4 separate regions of the Homo sapiens genome follow, and regions 1, 3 and 4 are each linked to region 2. The links are chromatin loops, found by intact Hi-C in ENCODE. Cell type or tissue: PC-3. All regions are shown on one strand. Links, peaks and the distances in the headings refer to the core of each region. The heading gives the core; the rest is flanking DNA. Region 1 has its middle 66 kb from the start of AXIN2. Region 2 overlaps CEP112 (centrosomal protein 112). Region 3 has its middle 150 kb from the start of RGS9. Region 4 overlaps CEP112 (centrosomal protein 112).

What was found. Peaks named below come from ENCODE experiments on the same cell type or tissue, not always from the same donor. Only the 100,000 strongest peaks of a DNase experiment are listed, where the experiment ranks them.
Region 1: it touches region 2 in a loop (9-fold over the local background); 5 of 110 quality-filtered maps call a loop at or near these places.
Region 3: it touches region 2 in a loop (4-fold over the local background); 24 of 110 quality-filtered maps call a loop at or near these places.
Region 4: it touches region 2 in a loop (5-fold over the local background); 3 of 110 quality-filtered maps call a loop at or near these places.

Annotation. Positions count from the first base shown.
Region 1 is chr17:65,624,984-65,630,929 of GRCh38, forward strand. No RefSeq gene overlaps it. Among named protein-coding and RNA genes, the nearest start is that of AXIN2, 66 kb to the left of the region's middle. RefSeq lists an enhancer at 4,232-4,731. In PC-3, for the core only: no CTCF peak of the experiment used is centred there; a DNase peak (open chromatin) is centred at 3,488; H3K4me3 peaks cover 1,042 bases; H3K27ac peaks cover 2,020 bases.
Region 2 is chr17:65,782,092-65,788,037 of GRCh38, forward strand. The region is part of intron 21 of CEP112 (centrosomal protein 112); the gene reads right to left. Among named protein-coding and RNA genes, the nearest start is that of AXIN2, 220 kb to the left of the region's middle. In PC-3, for the core only: no CTCF peak of the experiment used is centred there; DNase peaks (open chromatin) are centred at 1,970 and 3,260; H3K4me3 peaks cover 334 bases; H3K27ac peaks cover 3,103 bases.
Region 3 is chr17:65,280,445-65,286,390 of GRCh38, forward strand. No RefSeq gene overlaps it. Among named protein-coding and RNA genes, the nearest start is that of RGS9, 150 kb to the left of the region's middle. In PC-3, for the core only: no CTCF peak of the experiment used is centred there; a DNase peak (open chromatin) is centred at 3,437; H3K27ac peaks cover 1,758 bases.
Region 4 is chr17:65,985,319-65,991,264 of GRCh38, forward strand. The region is part of intron 17 of CEP112 (centrosomal protein 112); the gene reads right to left. Among named protein-coding and RNA genes, the nearest start is that of CEP112, 200 kb to the right of the region's middle. In PC-3, for the core only: CTCF peaks have their summits at 2,899 (motif pointing left) and 3,102; a DNase peak (open chromatin) is centred at 2,873.

The DNA of each region.
Region 1 (5,946 bases), core at 512-5,511, 160 kb before region 2:
TTCAAAAACTCGTGCGGTGGCTCATGCCTATAATCCCAGTACTTTGGGAGGCGGAGACGGGCGGATCACAAGGTCAGGAGTTCGAGACCAGCCTGACCAACATGGTGAAATCCCGTCTCTACTAAAAATACAAAAATTAGCCAGGTGTGGTGGCGTGCACCTGTAATCCCAGCTACTCAGGAGGCTGAGGCAGGAGAATCGCTTGAACCGGGGAGGTGGAGGTTGCATTGAGCCGAGATTGCGCCACTGCACTCCAGCCTGGGTGACAGAGTGAGAGCCCATCTCAAAAAACAAACAAAAACCAAAAAAACTCCTTTCCTCAGCTTCCAGAAAGAACAGTGCACTCTCCCCTGGTCCTCTCTGATTCCTCTTCCTCTCCTTTTCTGTTTTCCCCAAGACCTTCCCCTTCTTGGTGAAACCACTGGCTCTCCCAGCATCAACTGTAACCCAGATGTTCCTGGCTTGACAAATCTCTGGGCCCTGACCCCGGTTTCCAGTTGCCTGATGAAGCTCATTATATCTAAACCCAAACTCATCCTTCTTCCCTGACTCAAACCTGTGCCACACACCTTTTGAGGCTAGAAGGCTTGGCCCCATGTCTTCTGAAGCTGGAAGCCTTGGCCCCACATCTGTTTCTTTTTTGCAATCATCTCATTTATTCAGGTGTCATGGTGGCTACTGAATCTTTGCCCCACTTTCCATTCACAGAGAAACGCCTCTCTCACTGACGACTTGGACCAATTTATGGGAATACTGCACACATTGCTTACATTTTTCTCTGCCTGCAGCCTCTTGTCTCTTCTAATCCAGGGGTCCCCAACCCCCGGGCTGAGGACCTGTACTGGTGTGTGGCCTGTTAGGAATGGGACCTCACAACAGGAGATGAGCCGCCTTGGAGCAAGCATTACCACCTGAGCTCCACCCTGTCAGATCAGGGTGGCATTCGATTCTCACAGGAGTGTGAACCCTATTGTGAACTGTGCATGCGAGAGATCTAAGTTGCATGCTCTTTATGAGTCTAATGCCTGATGATCCGAAGTGGAACCATTTTATCCTGAAACCATCCCCACTGTGTCCTACCCCCTGCCCCTACCCTGTTCGTGGAAAAATTGTCTTCCATGAAACTGGTCCCTGGTGCCAAAAAAGGTTGGGGACCGCTGCTCTAATCCACCCCATCTCCGCTGGGTGCGGTGGCTTATGTGTGTAATCCCAGCACTTTGGGAGGCTGAGGTGGGCAGATCACCTGAGGTCAGGAGTTCAAGACCAGCCTGGCCAACATGGTGAAACCCTGTTTCTACTAAAAAATACAAAAACTAGCCAGGCGTGGTGGCAGGTGCCTGTAATCTCAGCTACTCAGGAGGCTGAGGAAGGGAGAATTGTTTGAGCCCGGGAGGCGGAGGTTGCAGTGAGCCGAGATCGTGCCACTGCACTCCAGTCTGGGCAACAGAGTAAGACTCCATCTAAAAAAAAAAAAAAAAAAAAAAAATTCCATCCCATTTCATGCTGTAGCTGGACACATGCTTATACAGCAATTTCTGATGATGTTATTCCCCTGTTCAAATGACTCTAATTGCTCCCCTCTTGCTTATAAAATAACCTCCAAACTTTTCCTGCATGGAGACAATGCATTCTAGTGAAAAGAGCAAAAGTGAGTGAATCAGAGACACAAGGGTTCCAACTGCTGCTTTTGCCAGATGTTAGATATGTGGCCTTGGACAAATTTCCAAACTTCTCTTTGCTTCAGCTTCCCCAAATAGAAATAAGACTTATAAACTTATTGAGAATTGTCATAAAATTAAAACAGCCTTCATTTATTGAAAGTTTATTGCATGTTAGACTTTTTAAAATGCAACACCTCATTTAATCTTCATAACCATGTTCTACTATTCCTCTATTTTCTTTTTTTTTCTTTTCTTTCTTTTTTTCTTTTTTTTTCTTTTTTGAGACAGAATCTCTCTCTGTCACCCAGGCTGGAGTGAAGTGGCGCGATCTTGGCTCACCACAACCTCCGCCTCCGGGGTTCAAGTGATTCTCACGCCTCAACCTCCTGAGTAGCTGAGACTACAGGCATGCACCACCACACCTGGCTAATTTTTGTATTTTTAGTACAGATGGGGTTTTGCCATGTTGGCCAGTCTGGTCTTGAACTCCTGGCCTCAAGTGACCCGCCCACCTTAGCCTCCCAAAGTGCTGAGATTACAGGCGTGAGTCACTGCACCTGGCCTTATTCCTCTATTTTTTAGGATCAGGAAACTCGGACTCAGAGAAGCTAAGCACCCAGCCCAATTCCAGATCCTTAACTGACCTGTGCTGAGGCCTTGCCTAGTACTGCAGGTAGACAGTACATGTAGTTCCCTTTGTCTTCCATAATCTGACTCTGACACACCTTCAAAAGCTTATCTCATGCTAGTTTTCTCCCAGCAGTTGTCATCTCCATGGTCTGAACTACCTGACCGGCTGCGACTCCACCTACAAGGCCCTTCCCTGCATTTCTACCTATTGAAGTCCTACTGCTATCCTAAACTCTAGCTAAGTGTCACCTCTTCCTAGAAGACCTGATTGCAAATGTTCCTGCCTCCCTGGAAATCTCATAATACTTGCCATTTCTCTTACGCAAAGATCATGTTTTCTCTTATATTATCATTTTTTCCCTTTTGTGCATATGTTTTATTTTCCTTCTTGAATCACAAACTCTTTCTGGGCAAGGAGCATGTTGCCAAAGTCTTATTCAACCTTGTTTGCCTTTTAATTCCAGGCTCAGTCCCTGGGACAGATGAGGCACTTGCAAAATTCTGTAGAATATTTAATTTTTGCACAAATTTAATCCAGCTTTGAAGCGTTGAGCTCAATCTACAGTCTGCATGAAGTGAATGTGTTCCTCACGTGTTAGAGGTGATATCACAGGGAGAACAGTAATTACAATGTGAGATGGAGATGGGGCCAATTAGTCTTTCTTCTTTGCCAATAAAAAGGCAGAGAGAGTGAACATTATATGGTTTTAGGCAAAGTACCTGACAGCAGGGACCAGCGGTAGGAGGTCTACTTAGGTTTGCTATCTTAATTAGCCTATTTAAAAAAGATTTCTGGCACTATAAAGATGTGCGGATTTGCCTTTGAAGGTATATGGATTTACCATCACTCTCGCGTGCACGCACACACACCCTCCCACACACACCCCACAATCCAAATAAGACAGTAGAAAGGGTTTTAAAAGAAAACTCTTAATCTACCCCATTTCTATTTCAGCAGCTTCCAAATTCACATGCCCGAATGCAATAAATAAAAATACTGGAGAAGAAAATCAGATAATACAAGTGGGAACTCAGTCAGAGAAAGGTTCTCTAACATTGTAGGAAATATCACTCTAGGCAGAAAACTGCTACCAGATCCTTAACTCTGAGAAAGAACAGGTGGAGACATGATGAGTCAACGCCGCTGAGGCTTCACGCAGCAGCCACCGTGGCCCGGCTTGGGTAAATATTTTTATTACAAACACAGTGATGCGTAATGGGCCAAACGATCAGTCCTGACAAAGATTGCCCACAGGACTGTGACACTGCAGTAGCTGGGAAAGTGGGCTAGAACCCGAGCTTACACGAACCTGACGAGCAGCATCAGGGTTGATGTCAGGTTAGTGACAGCTGCCGTCACCTCACAGGAAGCAAAACTGGGAAATGCAAAATTCAGTTTTGAGAAATCTCAGTCGATGGCAAGACGTTTCTTTAAAAACTGCAAGATTCGCAGGACCCTCCACGATCCTCTTAGGCAAATATTTCTTCTTAAGGAAACAGTGTCTTTTCTATTTTTCTTTCTCCCTCAAACTCTCACAGGCTCTGCTTCTTGGACTGAGCTGAATTCAGTCAAACCAACCGTTTAGATGTCTTCTTTCTTCCTTCCTTCCTTCCTTTTCTTTTCTTCCTTCCTTCTTTCTTTCTTTCTCTCTCTCCTTCCTTCCTTCCCTCGGTCCCTCCCTCCCTCTCTCCCTTTCTTTCTTTCTTTTTTAGAGATGGAGTCTCACCCTCTCACCCAGACTGGAGTGCAGTGGCGCGACCTCGGCTCACTGCAACCTCAACCTCCCGGGTTCAAGCGATTCTCCTGCCTCAGCTTCCAAAGTAGCTGGGATTACAGGCATGCGCCACTACGCCCAGCTACTTTTTGTATTTTTTAAGTAGAGACAGGGTTTCACAATATGTTGGCCAGGCTGGTCCCGAACTCCTGACTGCAGGTGATCCGCCGGCCTTGGCCTTCCAAAGTGCTGGATTACAGGTGCAAGCCACCTTGCCCAGCCTGTTTAGCTATTTTCAAAACACCTGCGGATCACAGGGTTAGACCAATTGTCTGGTGACTGTGGCATTCAGTAAGATGTGGAGAGTTAAGAGAGCAGAGGGGCCGCCCAGCCCCTGCACCTGGCTCCCTTTACACAGTTACCTTCTCCCCCGACCCCCAGGCTCAGGCTGAGAAGAATGAGATCCAGGAGATGGGCTAAGAGGCCAGGAGAGAGAGAACTGGGCTGTGGTGGTGAGAAAGTGAGAAAGCTAACGGGGCAATTAGAAGGCTGATTCATTTGTTTATCTAGATGATTATGCTCTACTTAGTTGAATAGTTTTGAAGTGCTCTGTGGTTCAGGAAATTTCCTCTCAAAGGCTTATCAGGTCCACAGCCTTCCATGTGCCTGACAGTTCCACGAAAGAAGGCTCCTGAGCACAGGGTATGGGTTTTGAGGGACCTTTTAATAATACGCTTGCTAATATAATTAAGTCAAGTAATGCATACCAAACCTCAAGCCGAGGAGAGGTGAAAAAAAATTCAACTAAGGTTACTTCCATCTTTTAAAAGAACAGAGAAAAAAGACATGGCCTCTTAAATATCCCTAACTCAGGGTTTCCCAAGAAGTGTTTCTAAATCCCCAACTGGACCTGTGATTCTAGAAATGCAACATAGATTAACAGAATTTTTGAACAGGAAGGAACTTTTAAGCAATATCTTAGGTTTGGGCTTCTCTGATCAATATTTCACAGAACTCTACAATAAAATATGTGAGTCACAGAAGAAGCTGAAAGATAATTCCATGGATCAAATCATTTTAGGAAATTGCAGATTAAAGAAAGGTAGGCCGGGCGCAGTGGCTTATGCCTGTAATTCCAGCACTTTGGGAGGCTGAGGCAGGCGGATCACCTGAGGTCAGGAGTTTGAGACCTGCCTGACCAACATGGTGAAACCCCGCCTCTACTTAAAATACAAAATTAGCCGGGCATGGTGGCACATGCCTGTAATCCCAGCTACTCGGGAGGCTGAGGCAGGAGAATCACTTGAACCCGGGTGGTGGGGGTTGCAGTGAGCCGAGATCACCCCATTGCACTCCAGCCTGGGCGACAAGAGCGAAACTCTGTCTTAAAAAAAAAAAAAAAGAAAAGAAAAGAAAAAAGAAAGATAAATTGGTTTCTTTAGCAAAGGGTGTGGCAGCTTACAGACGGCAACAGATTCTTTGCCTTTGCTGGGTCTGCGTCCTCCGCCCTTGTCTCTGGGTAGGTTCTGTCTTTGACAGTTGAAGTGATCCTGCCAGTTTCTGGGCACTGGCCTTATGGGGTTGGTAGCTTCAATGTCTGGTCTCTGGCTGGGCTTGCACTGGAGGGCACCTCAAAGCTGCCATTCCCCAGCAGATGGGCAGCATCAGTTGCCCACCATGTGAATGGGTCTTGTGGGCTTGAGCCCTTGCCTCCCATGACTGCCACACCAGCCAACACCTGACTGCACCTGCCTGAAACCCAAGTGAGAACAGCCTAGCTGAGCCCGATGAACCCTCAGCACTGAGCGAGATGACAGGAAGTTACTGTTTAAGCCATTAAGTTTTGGGGTGGTTCATGTTGCTGTATGGCACACAGCTGGCAATCAGCAACTATTTATTTAATGAATGAATGACTGAGTGAGTGACTGAGTAAATGTGAA
Region 2 (5,946 bases), core at 469-5,468:
TAGCAAACTATGCATCTGACAAAGGTCCATCCAGAATCTATAAGGAATTTAAACAACTCAAACAAAAAACAACCTCATAAAAAATGGGCAAAAGACATGACCAGACATTTCTCAAAAGAAGACATACAAGTGGCCAACAAACATATGAAAAAAAATGCCCCATATTACTAATCAGAGAAATCCACATCAAAACCACAATGAGATACCATCTCACACCAGTCAGAATGGCTATTACTAAAAAGTCAAAAAACATGTTGGTGAGGCTGCAGAGAAAAGAGAATGCTTATACACTGTTGGTGGGAATGGAAAGTAATTCAGACACTGTGGAAAGCAGTTTGGAGATTTCTCAAAGAACTAAAAATGGAACTACCATTTGACCCAGCAATCCCATTACTGGGTATACAACCAAAAGAAAGTAATTCATTCTACCAAAAAGACACATGTACATGAGTGCTCACTGCAGCACTATTCACAATAGCAAAACCATGGAATCAACCTAGGTGCCCATCAATGGTGTATTGCATAAAGAAAATGTGGTACATATATACCATGGAATACTATGCAGCCACAAAAAGGGCGAAATCATGTCCTTTGCAGCAACATGGATACAGCTGGAGGCCATTAGCCCAAGCAAATACCACATGTTCTCACTTATAAGTGGGAGCTAAACATTGGGTACTCATGGACATAAAGATGGCAACAATAGACACTGGGGACTACTAGAGGTGGGAGGGAGAAGAGGGTAGGGGTGGGAAAACTAACTGTTCAGTACTATGCTCAGTAACTGGGTGACAGGATCATTTGTACCATAGACTTCAGCATCACGCAATATACCCAGGTAACAAACCTGTACCTGTACCCACTGAATCTAAAATAAAAGTTGAAAAAAAAATAAAAATAAAATTGAAAAAGAAATATAAGACTATGCAAACTTTTAAGACAACATACATTATCTGCACTAAAAGTTTACTACTTTTCAAGAAAATATTTAAAAAAAAAGAATAATTCACATTTAAAAAATGGGTAAAGAACTTGAATAGGCATTTCTCAAAACAAGATACACAGAAGGCTAAAAGCACCTGAAAGTTATTTAACATCATTAGTCATTAAATAAATGCAAATCAAACACATTGAGGTACTGCTACATACCCAGTAGAATGGCAATAGTAATAATAATAATGATGATGATGAGAATAACAAGTGTTGATGAGAATGTGTCAAAATTTGAACTCTCCTAGATTGTTGACAAAAATGTAAAATGTTTCAGCTGTTGTAGAAAACAGTTTGGAAGTTTTTCAAAAAGTTAGGCATAGAATTCTTATGTGACCCAGCAATTACCACCCAGGTAAATACTCCAAAGAACTGAAAACAGGTACTCAAACAAATACTTGTACACAATTTATCATAACACTTCTATTCACAATAGCTAAAAGGTGGAAACAATTCAAATGTACATCAACCAATAAATGGATAAGAAAATTGTTGTATAAAAATAAATAAAATAAAATGACTTAGAGTGTATCTAGTTTTCCAGAATCATCTACATCAAGGCTGAATTACTTCGCCACTTCATTTTAATATAATATTCAAAATGTTTGAAAGCAATAAGTATGATGCCCATACAAAACATGTCTTATTTCCCCGTTCAGTTGACAAAAATAAGGTGTCCAGTTGGCTCTGTTGCTTTATAGTTGAATTTCCCATCACCCAGACCCTAAAATCTACTTCCACCATCTTTTTCATTACATAAAGTTCCTTTGATCGACTATTTCAACTGTTGCCAGGTGGTAAGCAGTAAAGCATGTGGTTAACAGCATGGGCTATGAAGTTAAACCAACCTGGGTGGTGTGACCATGGGCAAATCATTTAACTTTCCTGGGTATTATTTTATAACATGTAGATAAAGTGGACAATAAAGATTAAATAGGACTGAGGTTTAGCAATGTAGGAGTGATGCAAGTGCAAGATGGCAATGGATCAGAGAGTAGTGAGTCAGCACTGGAATGAAGACAAACACTAGGTTCTTTATGCGTGAGAAAATGGGAAAAATAAAATGCAAGGCAAGAGCGATCAAAAGGAGAATTTGGTAGACTGAAATCCTGGAGGTGAACTAGGCGAGTAATGTTAGGTCTAAGGCATGGCTGCATTTTTGCATGGTCTAAAGTGGAAACAAGATATAACAGAAGTGACTTTACTACAGCTGAGCTTATAAACTTGCAGGGTCAGACTGTTAGAAAAGACACCTACCAAAACAGTCTTTTACAGTAGATTCTGGTTACTCTTTCTTATTCATCTTTCCACTTTAAACCCAAAAGAACTATTTGCCTCAGCTTCTTTACTGGGGAAGCAATTTTCTTCCTGGCATGTCCCCAAGACTGGGGTGCTCTGCTACTTTTTCTTTTTGTTTGAGACGGAACCTCACTCTGTCGCCCAGGCTGGAGTGCAGTGGTGTGATCTTGGCTGGCTGCAACCTCTGCCTCCCGGGTTCACGCCATTCTCCTGCCTTAGCCTCCTGAGTAGCTGGGACTATGGGCGCATGCCACCATGCCTGGCAAATTTTTGTATTTTTAGTAGAGACGGGGTTTCACCATATTGACCAGGCTGGTCTTGAACTCCTGACCTCATGATCCGCCTGCCTCGGCCTCCTAAAGTGCTGGGATTGCAGAGTGAGCCACCATACCCAGCCAGATTTTCTATTTTTAATAACAGCTGTAGTAAGATATAATTCACATATCATAAAGTTCATAATTTAAAACTGCACCATTCAGTGGTTTTTAGTATATTCATAGATCTGTACATTTATCACCACGACAAAATTCTAGAATATTTTCATCACCTCAAAAAAACAAAAAACAACAAAAAAAGAACCCATCCCTATTAACAGTCACTTCCCATTCTCCCATCCTTTGAGCCACTGGCAACCACTAATCTATTTTCTGTCTCTAGGGATTTTTCCACTCTGGGCATTTCACGTAATTTAAATCATACAACATATGACCTTTCATGACCAGATTCTTTCACTTAGCATGTTTCCAATGTTCATCTATGTTGTGGAATGTATCAGTACTTCATTCCTTTTCCTAGTCAAATCCATTGTGTGGATATACCACATTTTGTTTATCCACTCCTCAGTCAAACATTTGAGTTTTTTCCACTTTTTGACTACTATGAATAATGCTTCTGTAAACATTCTTGTACAAGTTTCTTTGGGAAATATTTTTTCAGTTCTCCTGTGTGTACTTAGGAGTTGAATTGCTGAGTCATGTGGTAACTATGTTTAGCTTTTTGAGGAACTGCCAAACTATTTTCCAAAATGACTGCACCATTTTACAATCTCACCAGCAAAGTATGAAGGTTCTAATTTCTCCACATCCTTGCCAAAACTTTCGTCTGTCTTGTTGATTACATCCAGTCTAATGGGTATGAAGTGGTATCTCATTGTTGTTCTGATACATGATTTGTGATTATTTCCTTCTATCTGTGGGTTGTTCTTTTACTTTCTTGGAAGTTTCCTTTAAAGCTTTTCATTTTGATGAAGTTCAGTTTATCTATTTTTTCCTTTGTCATTTGTGCTTTTAGTGTCATATCTAAGAATTCTTTGCCTAATCCTGAAATGTCATGAAAATTTACTTGCATGTTTTCTTCTAAGAGTTTCATAGCATTTTTCTCTGATATTGCTTTTTTCTAAAAGTTTTATAGTTTTACCATTTATTTTTAGGTCTGTGATTCACTTTGAGGTCCTTTTATGTGTATCTTGTGAGGTAGAGGTTGAGCTTTACTCTTTTGCATATGGATATCTAGTTGTCCCAGCACTATTTGTTGAATTTCCATATAAATTTCAGGATCAGTGTGTCAATTTATACTAAAAAAGGCAGTTGGGATTTCGGTAGGATTGTGCTGAATCTGTATATCAATTTGGGTAATACTGGCATCTTAACAACGTTAAGTTTTCTGATCTGTAAATATGAATGCCTTTTCATTTATTTAGATTTTAATTTTTTCATTGATGTTTTGTAGTTTTCAAGATACATATTTTGCACTTCTTTTGTTAAATTCTATTCCTAAGTATTTAATTATTTCATGCTATTTTAAATGAATTTGTTTTCTTAATTTCATTATCAGATTGTTTACTCCTAGGGTATTGGAATACAATTGATTTTTCTATATTGATCTTATATCCTGCAACCTTGGTAAACTCTTATTTTTCAAACAGGTTTTTTTTTTGGTAGGATTCCTGAGAATTTTTCTGTACACAAGATTTTGTCATTGGAGGATAGAATTTTACTTCTTCCTTTCCGATCGGGATGACTTTTCTTTTCTTGCCAGACTTCCTAATTTCTGTCAGTCTATTAGATATAACATTTCATTAGTGTCTTATTTTTCATTTCCTTGGTTACTGACGATATGAGCAGTTCTTCATGTATTTATGGGCTACTGATATTTACACCTCTGTAAAATGCTGTTTTGTCTTTAGCCAATTCTTTTTTTTTTTTTTTTTTTTGCTGTTGTTGTTGAGGCAGGGTCTCACTCTGTCACCTGGGCTGGAATGCTGTGGTGCAATCACAGCTCACTGCAGATTTGATCTCCTGGGCTCAAGCTATCCTGCTGCCTCAGCCTCCTGAGTGGCTAGGACCACAGGCATGCACCACCACACCCGACGACCTTTTTATTTTTACTAGAGATAAGGTCTCACTATGTTGCCCAGGCTGGTCTCAAACTTTTAGGCTCAAGTGATCCGCCTGCCTTCGTCTCCCTAAGTGCTGGGATTATAAGCAAAGCTGCTACACCTGGCCTTAGCCAATTCTTTTACTAAACTCTTCATTTCTGACACATGCCAAATTTCTATGGCGTGTGTCAGAAATGAAGAGCTTAACAAAAGAATATTATGCCAAGTTTCCATAACTACATCTATATCATCTATATATATCAATATATGGCTTTATGTGCTCTCTATTCTGTTTCTTTGGTCAGTCTATCTATACTTGTACCAGTGCCAAACTACTAACGTCCATACCTTTGCAACAAATTTTGATTTTGTATGTGGTAGGAGGGAAATACTTTTGACTTTTTCTTTTTCAGAATAATTTTGGCTGCTCTTGGGCCTTAGGCCAGGCACAGTGGCTCACACCTGTAATCTCAGCACTTTGGGAAGCCGAGGTGGGAGGACTGCGTGAAGCCAGGAGTTCAAGGTCAGCCTGGACAACAAAGCAAGACCCCCATCTCTACAAAAAATTTTAAAAATTCAGCTGGGCATGGTGGTGTGCAACTGTAGTCCCAGCTACTTGGGAGGCTAAGGTGGGAAGATCACTTAAGCCCAGGAGTTCAAGGCTGCAGTGAGCTATAATCGCACCAGTGCACTCCAATGTGGGTGACAGTGAGATCCTGTCTTTAAAAATTAGATTTATTTTTGTCAGATAAATCCAAGGAATTGCATTAAATCTATAGGTCAAATTGAGGACAATTGACATCTTTAAGATACTTAAGGTATTCAAGATTTAGTGGGTATATTTCTCCATGATTTAGGTCTTCTTTAATTTCTTTTAAAACAGTTAAAAGTTCTCCAAATAGGACTTATACGGCTATTCTTAGATTCATTCCTATACACTTTCTATTTTGCTGTGTTAGCAGAATCATTTTTTAAATTATGTTTTCTGTTTCTTGCTGGATTATATATTTAGACAACTGCTAAACTGTCTTATTATTTCCAATAGTTTACTGATCCACTTAGGTTTTATGTATAGATTTTATGTACAGACAATCATATCATCAGTGAATAATATCAGGTTGCTTCCCTCTTTCTAATTTGTATCCTATTTCTTTTTCTTGTATAGCTGTGACCAATGGCATCTGTATTTCACTGTTGAACAGCAGCAGTGATTAACGGGCACCCTTCTCCTTTCCTGATTTTAAAGGGAATCCTTCTAACATTTCACCCTAAAAATGATG
Region 3 (5,946 bases), core at 570-5,569, 500 kb before region 2:
CCTATAAATCCTAAAAGATCTGGCTGTGATCAGACCCCCTTCCTGGTGGAGCTGGGATGGGGTATGGTAGGGATGCAAGGTTGAAGGGGAGAGATGAAGAGAGACCGGATTCTTTTTCACATTACAAACTGAAACTTTATACCCATTAAACATTCATTTCCTGCCAGGCACGGTGGCTCAAGCCCATGATTCCAGCACTTTGGGAGGCTGAGGTGGGCGAATCGCTTGAGGCCAGGAGTTCGAGACCAGCTTGGCCAGCATGGTGAAACCTTGTCTCTACTAAAAATACAAAAAGTAGCTGGGTGTGGTGCCACATGCCTGTAATCCCAGCTACTCGGGAGGCTGAGGCAGGAGAATCGCTTGAACCCAGGAGGTGGAGGTTCCCGTGAGTTGAGATTGCACCACTGCACTTAAGCCTGGGTGACACAGAGAGACTTCGTCTCAAAAATAATAAAACTAAAATAAAATAAAATAAAAATGAAAAAGATTCATCCCCACTCCCTGCTCCTCAACCCCTTGCAACACAATTTTTTCTGTCTCTATGAATTTGACTGCTCTAAATACCTCATATGAGTGGAATCATACAGTATTTGTCTTTTTGGTGATATTTCACTCAGTGTAATGTTCTCAAGGTTCATCTAAGTTGTAGGAATTTCCTTCTTTTTTAAGTCGGAATTTCTTTCTTTTTTAAGACTAATATCCCATTGTACATTTGTACCACATTTTGTTTCTGTATCTGTGTCTTTTAAATAAAATGTCTTACATTACTCACCAGTTAAATGAGGTATTCACATTATAATAAGGCCTGACATGTAAGGCCAGGCCCTAGCAAACTTTTTCTTAAAGGAGCAGATAATAAATATTTCAGGCTTTACAGGCCGTAAGGCCTCCATTGCAATCACACAACTGTGAAATTCTTCTGTTGCAGCACTAAAGCCACGACAGACCACATGTAAATGAATGGATGGAGCTGTATTCCAATAAAACTTTGTTTACAAAAACAGGCAGTGTGACAGATTTGGCCTGTGGTGAGTGGTTTTCAGACCCCTGGTCTAGGAAGTCAATCTGGTGTATCATTAAGAACGTAGGCTTTGGTGTCAATGGAATGAGTTTTTCAATTCACACAAAAAAACCTTTTTCTTCTTCAGGGTTCACATATGTCCCAGGGTACCCAACTGGATTACTCTGCCCAGAACTGCCCTCACCCCTGATCTTCAGGTCCTGCGACTGAATCTGACACACTCTGGTCAAACTCCTCCCCAAATGATTGATTTTTTTTTTCTTGGATGACTCACAGGTCCTCCCCAACATGACCACCCAAAGTTGAACACATATGCCTGCGAGTGACTGAGTGATGATTGTGTACAAGAAGGTTGATATGGTTTGGCTATGTCCCCACTCAAAATCTCATCTTGAATTTCAATTCCTGTAATCCCCACGTATCAGGGGAGAGACCAGGTGGAGGTAATTGAATCCTGGGGACGATTTCCCCCATACTGTTCTCATGATAGTGAATTCTCAAGAGATCGGATGGTTTTGTGTTTGGAGTTCCTCCTGTATTCATTCTCCTTCCTGCCACCTTGTGAAGAAGGTGCCTTCCTTCCCCTTTGCCTTCCGCCATGATTGTAAGTTTCCTGAGACTTCCCTAGCCATGCTGAACTGTGCATCAACTAAACCTCTTTTCTTTATAAATTACCCAATCTCAAGTATTTCCTTATAGCAATGTGAGAATGGACTAATACCAAGTTTTCCCTGCAGCACGTCTTCAGTCCTGACATAGGCCCAGATGGGTACAGACACTTGGGGAATTGAGTGTCGCTACTGCAGATGCTAAGAGTACCCAAAGGCCAGTCCTGGCCCAAATAAAAACTCTGCATCACTCTGTTACAGTAAAATCTTTGTAGTTGTTTGCAAAGTGTCTATTCCCATCATGGAAGGGATTTTTACTGGGGACAGTTGGCACTTTATCTTGGCCTCCCAGAGATTCTGACTCTAAACCGAGAATGCCAAACGATGTATCTGATGCCTCCACCAATATCTCAGGAGGAGAATACGTGAGTTTGGGAACCAGGTAGGTTGTATAACCTCCAAAACAAGGTTTCCAAGTGGAGGCTTTCTCCCCTGTCTTCTGGACAGTCTTAAGATATTTTAAAAAATTATCTAGGTATAACTGACATATAATAAGCTGCACATAAAGCATATAATTTGATGAATTTTGACATAGGTCTATAGCAATAAAACCATCACTACAACCAAGATAGTGAACAGATCCATCTCCTGCAAAGTTTCCTCATACTCCTTGGTAATCCCTCCCTATCTCTCCAACACCCTTCTCCCCAGGTAACCACTGATCCACTTTCTATTAGTTTGCATTGTTTGGAGTTTTGTGTAAATGGATTCATATAATACGTACTCTTTTTTGGTTCACTTTTTTCGCTAAACATTTTGAGATTCATCTATGTCATTGAATGATCAATAGCTTATTTCTTTTTATTGCTGAATAGTAGTCTGCTGTTTGTATATGCCACAATTTGTATAGTCATTCTTCTGTTGATAGACACTTGGTTTATTTCTGGTTAATTTGATCAAGTTGGGGTAATAGTTCAAGTTTACTGTATCTTTTCTGATTTTCTGTCTACATGATTTATCAATTATTGAAAGAGAAGTATTAAAGTCTCTGGCAACAGTTGTAATTTGTCTATTTCTCTTTGCAGTTCTGTCAGATTTTGCTTCATCTATTTTGAAGCTCTGTTATTAGGAGCACATATGTTTAGAATTGTTATGTCCTCCTGATTAGTAGATCCCTTTGTCCTTAAGAAATGTTCTTGTTTATGCCTAATTCATGGCCCACAAGGCAACATTCTTATTGCTTAAGTTTAATTTCACCAATTAAGACTGGGGACTCAAGTGAATTCAATGCATTGTAGGAGGCCAAGCCACACTCATGCCTGGCTCACCTTGATGGGCTGTGCACTACACCATATCTAGTTTCCTTCCTGTTTCCCCACTTCGGAGGGGCTTAATGGAAGCCAGATCCCAGATGGGGAAGGATTCGGGTTAGAGGTACAGGACATGGAATATCTTGGCTTATTACTGGGCATGCACCTCAACGTGGTGACATATGAAGACCCAGAAGTGGCAGAAAGGTCAAAGTGACTTTGTCTAGACTCTACATTTATTTTTAAGACAATTTTGGAACCAGAGACCAGACTGTTCAGTGTGTTCTGAGGTGGTGTTAAAAGAATCTACTGTACAGGGGCGACATCCTAGGTTTACAGTTTCCTGACTAATTCCATCATAAACTTAATTGCCTTTTCTTTGGCTTTGAAGCCCGAAGACTCCCTTGGCACAGGGTTTCCTCCCCGTATACCCAGACTCCTGGCAGGAAGTAATGACTGAATATCCAAGTGCCAGGACTCCTTGACTCACTCTCCAAACGGTGACTTCTGCCTGGCCCAAGACCTGGACTCTCCCTCTTCAGGAGATGATGTCAGAGAGAAGCCGCTTTGCCAGCAACCCACTGGAGGCTTTAGAAGCAAATGCCCAGGAATCACTACTTCCAACCTCTGTCTTAAATGCTGTCCCAAGCACTGAAACTTGCAGCTTATCATCTTATCCCCACGAACGCAGCCTCTACATAGTAGGAGCTCTGCCAGCTCTGCCAGATGCTTTAGGTGCATTGTCTAGACTTCATTTCATTCTTACTGCAACCCTCGGAGCCAGGTGATAGTGTGCCCATTTTATAGAGAGAACATTGAGGGCCTCGGTGATGGTAACAAAGTTGTGCAAAGATACCCAGCTAGGAGGTACAGAGCCAGTTAACTGACTGTAAATACAGAACTGGTCCCATTACTCTACACAAATCTGTATTAGTTTCCTCGGGCCACCATAAGACATTACTACCAAGTTGGAAGCTCAAGGCAATAGGAATTTACTTGCTCACAGTTCTGGAGGCCAGAAGTCCAAAGTCAAGGTGTTGGCAAGGTAGGTTCCTTCTGGAGAGTCTGTGAGAGAAGCTGTTCCATGACTCTCTGCAAGCGTCTGGTGGCTGCTGGGAACCCTTGGCATTCGTTGGCTTGTAGATGCATCACTAGTCTCTGCCTCAGTCTTCACATGGGTTTTTACATGACTGTTTTTTTAAAAAATGTTAACTTTTGGCCGGGCACGGTGGCTCGTGCCTGTAATCCCAGCATTTTGGGAGGCCGATGCCGGTGGATCACGAGGTCAGGAGGTGGCCAGGCCACCTTCTTGACCAACATGGTGAAACCCTGTCTCTACTAAAAATACAAAAATTAGCTGGGCATGGTGGTGTGCACCTGTAATCCCAGCTACTTGGGAGGCTGAGGCAGGAGAATCGCTTGAACCCAGGAGGCAGAGGTTGCAGTGAGCGGAGATCGCACCACTGCACTGCAGCCTGGGTAACAGAGGGAGACTCCATCTCAAAAAAGAAAAAAATTAACTTTTATATCAAGTTTGGTATACATGTACAGGTTTGTTACACGGGTAAACTTGTGTCATGGGGGATTCTTGTACAGATTATTTCACCACCCAGGTATTAAGCCTAGTACCCATTAGTTATTTTTCCTGATTATCTTCTTCCTTCTACTCTTCCTCCAGTAGGCCCCAGTGTGGGTTGTTCCCTTCTATGTGTCCATGTGTTCTCATAATTTAGCTTCCACTTACAGGTGAGAACATACAGTATTTGGTTTTTTGTTCCTGTGTTAGTTTGCTAAGGATAATGGTCTCCAGATCCATCCATGTTCCTGCAAAGGATATAATCTCATTCCTTTTTTATGGCTGCATGGTATTCCATGGTGTATATGTACCACGTTTTTTTTTTTTTTTTATCCAATTTACCATTGATGGGCATTTAGGTTGATTCCATGTCTTTGCTAATGTGAATAGTGCTGTAATGAACATAAGCATACATGTGTCTTTATGACAGAACGATTTATATTCCTTTGGACATACAGCCAATAGAGGGATTGCTGGGTTATTTCTGCCTTTAGGTTTTTTTAAGAATTGCCACATTGTCTTCCACAATGGTTGAGCTAATTTACACTCCCACCAACAGCGTATAAGTGTTCCTTTTTCTCTACAACCTTGCCAGCATCTGCTATTTTTTCACTTTGTAGTAATTGCCATTCTGACTGGTGTGAGATGGTATCTCATTGTGGTTTTGATTAGCATTTCTCTAGTGATCAGTGATGTTGAGCTTTTATTTCATATAATTGCTGTGCGTGGCCTTCTTTTGATAATAGTGAAGTAAGTTGGACAGTTGGAAGCACTGTAGGAAAGGTAACCTAAGTTAAAAGAGGATTTAGAGTCAGGGGCTTCTGGGCTGAGTCTTGGGGCAATCAACTCCAGCTTTCTACACTTGAGCTTCCTCATCTATAAAATGAGGACAGTAATGATGTGCACCTTGTGGGGTTTCTTGTAAGAGGTAAATGTTTGTAAAGGGCTTAGCCCCATGCCTGGCACCTAGTCCAATTAATATTAGTCATGAAAAAATATTATTGATATGATGGCTTCCATCTCACTGTGAATAAAACCCAAAGTCCTTGCCATGGTCAACAAGACCTTCCATTTATGGTCTCATCCTACCCCCACCCATCTTTCTGATCTCATCCTACCCTCACTCATCTTTTCTCTGCATTTTAGCTGCTCTAACCTCATGGTGTTTCCTGCCCAAGACCTTTGTGTTTGCAGTTCTTTCTGCATGGCCTGCTCTTCCCTGCATTTGCTACTCACTGTGTTCTGGACTCTCTTTAAAAGTCATCTTATTCGAGACCTTCACTGATATTTTTATTTAAAATACCACCTCCTGCCTTCCGTGTGTCCCTTCCCAGCACTTCTGGCCCCATGCACTGCTTTATTTATTTATTTAGCACTTATCATTAATTGACATATATACACATATATATACGTACACACACACACACACAC
Region 4 (5,946 bases), core at 681-5,680, 200 kb after region 2:
AAAACACCCTATAAATTAACAAAATACAAGAAGGCAAGAGTTTAAAAGAAGAACATTAATGAAACCAGAAACAATATTTTGGCCTGGAGTCACAAGAATAGAAGTAGTATCACTTTTACATCTAACTAGTGGTGGATGACAGGAGAGGTAGAGGAGGACCACTTGTCAGTCTAAAAGTGATGGCTAAGGTTTTACTATACACTCCATGAACAAATGGTGCCAGGAATAATTTTTTAAGGGATAAAAGCTTCAGAAGAAGTTGTCTATGGTCTACTATATTAATAAAGCATATATTCAATGGTGTGAAAAATCAAAGAACCGTTCATGACAACAGAGAAAATGATGATGTTTCTGGAGTAAAAGAAAAACCATTTGGGAGATCATGAGTCAGTCTTTGATTCACTTATTAATTTTGTAGAAAGCTAACCGTGTTCCACTGCTCAGGAGGTCATACAGCTCTGCATGCCTCACTCCATCCTCTTGAAGATGAGGCATAAGACCACAAAGCAAGCTGAGATCAAGGGCTTTTGTTTTTTTTTTTTTTAAGAAATCAAGTTTCAAAGTAATGGAAAGGTCAGTGTGCATTTAGAGTTTAGGCCTACAAACTAATCTGTGATTGAATCTACAGCAAATCACGATAATTTATTCCAAAAGTGATGATGCTGACTTATCCTAAACTTATCCATTATGCAACTGTAAAGAGAATTGAAGTAATAGATCACATTTCAAAAAGAATCCTATCAAAAAATCTCAGTAAGAATAGCTCTAGGTTTCATAGATAAAATGATATCTGGCTAACATCTCTCCAATAGTCTCCCCCAAGTGCTCACTAAAATACCTAGAAAGAGAAAGGGGGAAAAAAAATAAAACATCGCAAGAACAGTAATAACTCAGATAAACAGAAAACACAGTGAAAGAACCTGGGCAGAATCTCCAACAACTATAAAGTACATGGAAATAGACTAATTAAAAATATATCTATACAGATCTACCTGAAAGCAAATGTAAATTAGCTTCAGGAAACAGAACCTAAGAAAAATTATATAGGAAGACACATTCTACCTCCCTCAAGTCAAAGATTCTGTGTTGAAAAAAATCAAAATATTTACTATGTGTGATTCTTCTATGATAATGCTTTTTCCTTCCATGGTGGTACGTTTTTCTAACATCTACTAGTGTTTCACACACAATCATTCAGAGCCAGCAACTCCCAAAATGCATCGGATTAAAGTAAAGTACAAATGATGTTGGTGTACTATATGTAGGGAGCCATCATCTCCACAGCTAAAGGAATATACTTGGACACAAAAAGAGGGAAAACAATCTGAGTTCAAAACATACTGAGAACTATACGATTCATTATTTCATTCAAAAAATCAAAGACTTATAATATAAGTTATAAAAAGATATATCACTAGTAAAGCAGAGTTTCTACAGGTAAAATAATCCTAGAAACTGGGAACTTCACTGGCAGCTGACCAATGTTTTTATCCACCTGAAAATCTTCAAGAGAATATGACCATTATACAAGTTGACATGGAGAAGACACAAGACAATCCATACCCAAAATACACAGTAGACTAATATCAGAAAGTCCCTAGAAAAGTGTACAAACAGTGAGAGCTCAACAAGTGTTTGTTAAATAAACGAAACACCAAGACTTTACAAAATCTCCCTTATTCATTATTGAGTAATGAGAAAAAAATACCAGTTGGAGACTAAAAGCTATTGTAGAACCAGGGGAAAAGAACAACATCCTATAAACACAGAATAAAAATATACCATCAAAATAATCTAATATCCAGAAGAAAATATCAGAAAAGTATGAGGAATCGTAAAGAAGACCGTCTCTATGAAATACAAGGTAAAATCTTAAGAATTAGCTAAGACAAAAAGAGAACAGAATAATATTTAAAAGGGGATATGATTAAGATGAAAAATAGAAAAGAAGCAAAAATGCAGAGCACAATAAAAATTCATAATGGAAGTGGCAAAGAGCAAAAATGCAAATCAGTGATGTTGTAAACCATCCCATATACTCAGAGGACAAAAACAACACATGAAAATATGAGAAAGAAACTAGAAATATGAAAGAATGATAAAAGAGCTACAAAAGTGAAAATGGAAAATAAATGCTAAAAAAAGGAAAACAATATTAGAAATAAACTAAGCTTAAACTTTTTAAGGGAAAATTTAAAATGTTGATGTCTTACTGTATCCTAGCACAAACAGAAAAAAAGAGAATTACATCTGATTCAGATTTCTGGTTTCAAAATGGCGGCATAGAAGCTGGCTTCACTCTCCCACACAGAAAACCAAAAACAAACAGACAGCACTGAGATTATCACCAGCAATATCACAGAACTCAAATATGAGAATGAGGCAGTTCCCAGGACCACAGGGAAGTAAAAAACAACTCTGAGCAGAGAGTAGGAGAACCACACTTCCATGTATACAATGTCCCTCCCCTCCAATCTGCCCAGGCATACAGAAAATTTCCCCTCGACCCAGAGTTTCCACACTAGAAAAAGATCAAGGTGGACAACCAGCTTCTCCAACATATTGGGTTCCCTGGCAGAGGACCTGTCTCTGCCTTAAGCCACAGGAAACATTGTGAGTTCCTGAAGGGAGAAATATTCCTGAGGATAGCCAGAGACAAAGGGAGAGGTGAGTCTATCATTCTCAGTCCTGGAAACTCTGTTCTGTAACTTGGCCAAAAAAGACACCAAATCAGAGTGACTGTTCAACAGCCCAGGTCCCCTAGGCACAAACTCCTAACCCGCCTTCCCACACTACTAGGATATCCCATTTAGGACTTTCCATATTCAGGACAGGTGGCACTCTGATTGTTTACTAGAACCAAGCAAAACCTGGGCTTAAGGTGCCATCTAGTGACAAAAAGGAGGCAGTGATCTAGCGAGATAAGAAAGAAAGAAATCAACAAATCAATTATAATGAATCACTAAAGCAAACATATCCAATAAAAAACAAAACAAGTCAGGCAAGGAAAACTGAATAAATAACTAATCCTTCAATGCAAAGACACAGATGAACATCCTCAAGAAACAACAGCAAACAACGAACCATGAACTCCTCAAAGAGACAGAGCAAGGAACCAGCAACTGACTAGTATGAAATGATATGTGAACTCTCTGACCAAGAATTCAATATAGCATTTTTAAGAAAACTCAGTGATCTCCAACATAACACAGAAAAGCAATTCATAAATTATCAGAGAAATCTAACAAAGAAATTAAAATAATTGTTAAAAGATCAAACAAATCTTAGAGTTGAAAAATACATTTGCTGAACTGAAAAATTCATTTGAGACTCTCAATAGCAGAATGGTTCAAGCATTGAAAGAACCTGTGAGCTTGACAACTGGCTACTTGAAAACACACATTGAGAGGAGAAAAAAGAAAAAAGAATGAGAAAAAAAGATCTCCTACAAGATACAGAAAATTATCTTAGAAGACAAAATCTAAGAATTATTGGTGTCCAAGAGGGAGTTGAGAAACAGTGAGAGGTAGAAAGCTTATTCACAGAAATAATAAAAGAAAACTTTCCAAAACTTAAGAAAGAGATAAATGTCCAGGTACAAGAAGGTAAGAAAGCACCAAACAGGGCCAGACGTGGTGGCTCACGCCTGTAATCCCAGCACTTTGGGACGCTGAGGCGGGCAGATCACCAGGTCAGGAGATCGAGACCACCCTGGCTGACACATGGTGAAACCCTGTCTCTACTAAAAATACAAAAAAATTAAAAAAAAAGCCAGGTGTGGTGGTGGGCACCTGTAGTCCCAGCTACTTGGGAGGCTGAGGCAGAAGAATGGCATGAACCCAGGAGTCAGAGCTTGCAGTGAACCAAGATTGCACCATTGCACTGCAGCCTGGGAGACAGAGTGAGACTCCATCTCAAAAAAAAAAAAAAAAAGAAAGAAAGAAAAAAGAAAACACCAAACAGATTTGACCCAAATAAGACTATCCCAAGGCCTATAAACATTGGGCACTCAAAGGCCAAGACAAAGAGAGAATCCTAAAAGGAGCAAGAGAAAAGAAGCAAATAATTTAAAGAAGCTCCAATTCATTTGGCAACAGACCTCTCAGGGAAAACCATACAGCCCAGGAGGGAGCAGGATGACAGTTTCAAAGTTCAGAAAGAAAAAAAAAACTGTCATACAAAAATGCTATATACAGCAAAACTATCCTTCAAATATGAAGGGGAAATAAAGTCTTTCCCTGACAAACAAAAGCTGAGAGAATTCACCAACACCAGAACCATCTTACAACAAATGCTAAACAGAGTTTTTCCATTAGAAAGAAAAAAATACTAACGGGCAAAAAGAAAACATTTGAAGGTAAGAAACCCACTGGTAAAATTAAGTATATGAACAAACCCAGAATAGTCTAATACTGTTAACTGTGCTGTGCAATTCACTCATAACTCTAGTATGAAGCCAAAAAGACAAACCTATAAAAAACAATACTACCTACAGGAACCTGTTAAGAGACGGGCAATATAAAGATGTGTAATTGAGACAACATAAAGTCTAAATGTGGAGAGATAAAGTATGTAAGTTTTTTCATTTTTTGTTTTTTCCTATACTTTGAGATCTAAGATAAATTTTCATCTCTTTAAAATAACTTGTTATCGCTATAAAATGCTTTTTGTGAGCCTCATAGTAACCACAATGCAAAAACCTATAATAGATTTACTAAAAATAAAAAGCAATTAATTAAAACATACCACCAAAGAAAATCATGTAACCATAAAGGAAGAAAGGGAAAGAGAAGTTACCAAACAACCAGAACACAAACAACAAAATAATAATATTTAAGTCCTTACTGATCAATAATAACATTGAATGTTAATGAACTCAATTCTCCAATAAAAAGGCATAGAGTGTAGGGCAGAGCAAGATGGCTAAATAGAAGCTTAAGTGATTCTTCCCCTCAACAGAAACACCAAATTTTAACAACTATGTATAAAAAGAACCATCACAGGAACCAAAACTCAGGTGAGCAATCACAGTATCTACTTTTAATTTCATATGGCTGAAAGATACATCAAAGAGGGCAGGAAAAACAGTTTTGAATTGCTGATGCCACTCCTCCCCCATCCACCAGCCAGATAGCATCTGTGCTCTTGGGAGAAGGAGAGCACAGAGATTGTGAGGCTTTGCATTGAACTTAGTGCTGCTCTGTCATGGTGGAAAAGAGAACCAGGCTGTAGTCAGCTGACATCTGCCTGCAGAGAGGGCACCTGGACTGGCCCATGCCCAGAGGTGAACCGCTCATCCCAAAGGTCAGAACTTGAGTTCTAGCAAGCCTTGCCACCACAAGCTGGAGTGCTCTGGGACCTTAAGTGAACTTGAAGGGCAGTCTAGGCCATAAGGACTGCAATTCCTAGGGAAGTCCCAATGCTGAGCTGGGCTCAGAGCCAGTGGACTAGAGGGGCACACAACCTACTGAGACACCAGCCAGAAAGGCTGAAGGGAATGCCTGTATCAGCTCTCCCAAGCCCTGGGCAGTGGCCATCTGGCATGGAGAAATCTGTGTGCTTGGGAGAGGAGGAGAGCAGCGACTGGGGAACTTCACATTGAACTCAGTGCTGCCCTGTCACAGCGGAGATCTGGCAGGATTCATCACCTGCTAACTAAAGAGCCTCTGGTCCCTGAATAACCAACAGCAATACCCAGATAATACACCTTGGGCATCAGGCTCTGAGATGTCCTGGCTTCAGAACTCTGGATAGGTTCATTTTATCACAACCTTCTATTACAATGGTATACAAAATAATTCTCTTTTGGATTACCCTAGAACTTGAGTGGCCACGACAAAGAATAAACTTTTTAAATAATTTAACTATAATATAATTCAGCAATTTCTGGTTACTTTTAATCGAACTTTGATATAATTCATTGAATTCTAGGTAAGTGGAATCCAA